2 separate regions of the Homo sapiens genome follow, and region 1 is linked to region 2. Evidence: chromatin loops called from intact Hi-C (ENCODE). Cell type or tissue: A673. All regions are shown on one strand. Region 1 overlaps AUTS2 (activator of transcription and developmental regulator AUTS2). Region 2 overlaps AUTS2 (activator of transcription and developmental regulator AUTS2).

What was found. Hi-C counts contacts between places; a loop is a spot of excess contacts. Peaks named below come from ENCODE experiments on the same cell type or tissue, not always from the same donor. Only the 100,000 strongest peaks of a DNase experiment are listed, where the experiment ranks them.
Region 1: a loop joins it to region 2, with 2.0 times the contacts of the local background. A loop is called at or near these places in 1 of 110 quality-filtered maps.

What each region holds. Positions count from the first base shown.
Region 1 is chr7:69,901,209-69,903,708 of GRCh38, reverse strand. The region is part of intron 2 of AUTS2 (activator of transcription and developmental regulator AUTS2); the gene reads right to left. Among named protein-coding and RNA genes, the nearest start is that of AUTS2, 300 kb to the right of the region's middle. In A673, no CTCF peak of the experiment used is centred here; DNase peaks (open chromatin) are centred at 118, 508 and 1,128; H3K4me3 peaks cover 805 bases; H3K27ac peaks cover 178 bases.
Region 2 is chr7:69,768,300-69,770,799 of GRCh38, reverse strand. The region is part of intron 1 of AUTS2 (activator of transcription and developmental regulator AUTS2); the gene reads right to left. Among named protein-coding and RNA genes, the nearest start is that of AUTS2, 170 kb to the right of the region's middle. In A673, no CTCF peak of the experiment used is centred here; a DNase peak (open chromatin) is centred at 1,349.

The DNA.
Region 1 (2,500 bases), 130 kb before region 2:
TAGGAAATTCTGCCCTAAGATGAATGGCTTTTTGGCACCTAAAATTCAGTTAAGGAGGGAGACCACAGGATTTATTTTGATGATTCATCTTGGTGTCTGTTAGAAGAGTTCATATAACCTAAAAATGCCTTCTAGCTCACTTAAGCCTATTTCCTCTGGCTCAGTTGATACTACAGAGAAAGGACAGACTAATGGACTAAATGGAGATTTAGAAATCCAGTCAGAGCCAAATCTGAGAGTTCTCTGAATGCTCATCAACTTTTCATCATTGGTACTCTATTTTTAAAACCCTTTTGCTCTCTGTGTGTTTTAAACTACAAAGTCCTAAATTTTTTAAGAATTCTCCATGGTCTAGAAGTCAGATATACTGAAATTAAACTCAATGCCCTGGGAAGGGTTAAGTTTTCCCAAAGTGCTTCTCAGGAAGTTATAATTTGGCTTATCGGTTTAGCGACACCTGACTTCCTTGTGTTCCTGAGTGGTTTCATTGTGACTTGGTCTCCCAATTAGAGAATAAAGCTCCTTAAGGAGAGGCCATGTGCAACCTCTTTTGCTTTTCCCACCCCCAAATCTCCATTGAGAAAAAAAAAGTACCATGTCCTTGTAAGTAAATGATAAAACTTTTTTTATATCATGTCTAAGTGCTTACATCATGAACAAATAGTTCATTTACAGAGGTCAGAAAGACATGCGCTATTTTGTATAAGAGTTGTATAAGAGGTAATTTATTGATTTCTTCATAATTTTAACCCCTTTGGGAAGTAAGAAAAGTATTCAAATTTCTCATATCAAAAAGTGCAACCATTTGCCAAGACAGGTGCCACCTCAGCATCTTCTAAGGCAGTATGTATTTATACTTAAAAACATAATCCAACAAATAAGTGTCAGTTTAAAAGCTTTCTTTTGGTAGTATGGAAAAACATCACAAGAACTTGGGTTTTACAACCAGGCAAGTGAAAGAATAAGCAGTTTGGTTTTAGAACTATACATCTTTCCTATAAAAGTATTATAATTGCACCCTCCGAGTAAAAAGATCAGTTGCCTTCAACGGAGTCTCAGAAAAAAAAATCCTATTCTTTCCTCTCTACTAAGGAGTAACATCTTCCCATAATTACAGGAAAGCTGTGCATTAAGTTGTCTGCTCAGGAAGTACCATTTCCTAATAAGATGCAAACCTAATTCATTCTAACCAAGTCAGAAATAAAGACTAAGTTCTCGCCTCTTCCCTATTTCATCTGTAGTTCTCAATAACAGGCACTAAATGACAATCCATTAATGTAGAAATGCTCCTCAAAGCTCACTCTCATCTCAAGGTCCCCTCCCAGCTAAGATGGTCAGATTCAGTTTCTTTACCTGATAAGAGGCAAACGCAGGCGATAAAGTAATTGTGATATTTACAGGCATCTAGGATGATAGGAAAGCAATCACGAGTATTCTTCAGACAAGCTTTTTGAACATCTACTATGGTCATTAAACACTCATGTGTCACCTTTTACCAATGATCACATAACAGATGGCAGTTGTCTGGACTGACACACAATGGACCACTCCCCTCCCTCCTACTATAAATGCATCTTACCCTTCTCCTTTAAATGTCTTCATATTACATGAAAACAAAATTTTAAAGAAAAAAAAACATTAAAAATAAATAAATGTCTTCACAGAGCCTATCAGTTACAGACTGACTCCAAAACGGCATTACCTTCAGACCTACAGACTCCTTTACAGACCTTTACAACACTGTATTTGTGTTATTCATAAATTTAAAAAACTATGGGACCCAGAGGGAGGAGCCTAAGAAACATTCAAGTCCAAGCCCTTCATTTTCCAGATGGGCTGTTACCAGATGGTGACTTGTTTGGGATTTCATAATAGCACAAGTGATTCTAAGAATATTAAAAATGAGAAGTATTATGGCCTTATCTCAATTATCACCTTCTGCATTCCTTCTTACTAGAAATATAACACTTGATTGGATAACATATTTTGGCATCAACACTGAAGGTAAGAAAATACTCCTTGTTTTTAAAAGTTTTACATAGGGCCAAAGATACAATTCATGCTTTCCTTCTCCATGATTCATAAAGAGTCAAAATACTTGCTTTTCAAATATGTTACCTAAAACAAAGATAGCTTTGATTTCAAATACCATTAGTACAAGAGAGTTGGCCATTAAGACCAAAAGCTACTCAAATTTAAGATGTGTTACGTCTTAGTCTTCTTTTCCGATCATAAAACTCTGTCACCAGAGGACCTTGAAAGTCTCGAAGAAGTAGAAAGAAATACAAAGAATAATTCTGAGGACACAGAATAGAAAAGTCAGATCACGTCTAGAAGAAAAAGATTCAAGGATGAGGATCCGCAGCTTGGTGTTAACTCAGAGTAAGAAGGCTTCCTTCTTACCCTGCTGGGGCGGGGGCCTGAGGGAGAGGGGGGTGGTTACATTGCAATCTCTCTCCACTGAGATTAATTACTTTTCTCACATATCTCACACAGAGGC
Region 2 (2,500 bases):
AAAAAGCAAGCGGAAGTAGTTATTATGCAAAGTAATGAAAGACAAGCTACTGGCCTGGAGGGGGAAATGTCAGCCTTCTGTTGTCCTCTAGTAGGTCCCTGGAAATCCTTGCTATATAAAGCACACTATCTCCGAAATTTACAAAAGTCTTATATGAAGCGCTCTGCAAAGTTGTGATGTAGAAGAAGTAGGATAACCACCTCTAACTCCATGTAGCTCACTCTACATGTCATGTAGCTCACTCTACATGCCATGTAGCTCATGCCCAACAGGCCAATTGGCTCCAGCTGGAGCCAAGAGGCTGGCACCTCAAAACACATCTCAGGTAGCCAGGATGCTCCCACTGCGGCGCCTCCACCTGCCTCTCTGGAAATCCACCGACCCATCATGTGAACTCAGGGCTGAGGGTAGTGAGTCTCAGGTGTCGAAAACCTTTCATACAAAAAAATATTCACACACATTATACGCATTTGCTAAATGTCTGCTGAATGACTGCAATGTCCACACAAAGTTCTATGGTCCTCATTTATAATGTAAAAAGTGCAAGAAGATGTTTTGCTAGATTAACAAAATCACCTGAAATGAATCAAACTAATATTTTAAAAACCACCAGCACACACACAAAAAAGCCATAGCCTCTCAATAAAAGATGACCAGTATACACTGCTTATATTAATAGCATGCTGTGATGTGTAGCCCCAATGAGGGCCTACACTTCCTTACCCTTAACTGTCTGTTTCACTATACCAACCATCTGGGAGGAAACAACCATGTTTATGCTCTTGAATTTCACATTCACACCACCCTGACCATCCACCACAAATGCCAATTAGTTTTCTTATAACAATGAAAGCAACCTGATATATACTGAAACACTTGCTACATGGCAGGCACTGTTCTGAAGGTTTAACATATATTTCACCCTTCACAACAACCCCGTGAAGTAATGACTAGAATTATCTCCATTTCTTAGCTACAGCTCAGTTCACTGGACCCTCCTAATGCAATTTCTTTATCTTTTCCACCTTAGTTTATGTCCCTTGTTTATTCTCAATAATCAAGTTTACTCCGTGGGTTGGGAAACAGGAACATCAAAAGACTGGCAATACATCGCCCTGTTCACCCACAAGCTCTGGTCTGCATTATTAATTTCTAGACAATAAAGGCAGCAGCCAGCTCCCAGGAAAGGAGGGGAGGGAGATATAAATGCAAACATATCATAATCTGAGGAACAATTAAGTCTCCAAGTTGGATAGCTAGCTATTTCCAGCTAAATGCAGAATGGTGCATTTCCATCACCATTAACTTCAGGAAGATTGTAGCTAATCTCATTGAATTTATAAATGAAACCCACTCTGTGAACATTACATAAGTCACCCTTCAACCTCCCACTTCCTGGACAGCAGTCAATACTTGGAAGGCAGTCAATTTCTTTCTTCCCATAGAGCAAGGAAAGAAATTCCAGTGACACTGTGTACACACTAAGAAATATTCACTAAACTCATCTATTTGTGATTTTATCTCCCACCTAATTACAGCTGAAATAATATAATATGATTTACGTTCTTTGTTCAAGTCTGACATATTTAATAGATTATTCAACATTGGTTTATCCAGCTATGTCAGACTGACAGCAGCACTTAATGTTAAGGGTATGCCTATGTATCAATTTTAAGCTTCACATGGTTCAATGAAATTATCAGATTTGCAAGACATCATCAATATGTTTTGATCCCTGTGTCAGGAGACTTGGGGTGTTTGTTAATTTTTCCTTCATGTTCTGCCTCATTGTACAGGATGGGAGAAAGAGTATAAACAAACAAGTGTGTCCACACTCTGCCATGCATTTCATGGTTTGGACACCCCAAGGCCCAGTCTACAAAGATGGCCTGCATTCTACCTGGTGTCTTGAGACTAGCTAATCCCATCAGGCCACACTTCCTGTCCTTCTTGGAGGCTATCTAAAACCCAGGCCCCTCCTTGCAGGAGCCCGTCTTCTCTGGCCACTTCATCTTCATTATTTCCTCCTCTGTGACTCATTTTCCCTCAGCTCCCCTCCTCTCTAATCAAGACAACTAGGTCTTTTGAACCCTTGCCCAACGACACATAACCTTTTCTATCATTCGACTTGGATTCTTCACTTCCTCCATTTTCATCACTAACTGAAATCTGGTTCTTTTGTACAAGGAATCAGTTACCCCCACAAGGTTTTCCTGCTCACTCTTCTACACCTGACAGCTTATATAGGTCCAGAGCTGCATGTGTTAAGGGCATCCCAGCTCTGCAAAGCTGTAAATACAACATTAATTTATTAACCACATGCAAAAAGAAATATACACTCACAGGCTACACTCCAGGGTTTGAACTGAGCAGGTAACCTCCGTTCTGTGTGTCTTTTTCACTATCTATGAAACTGAAATGTACTCCACTAGGTTATTGTAAAATTAAATGAGTTTATGTAAGTAAAATGCTTAATTACAAAGTACCTAGCACATGGTAA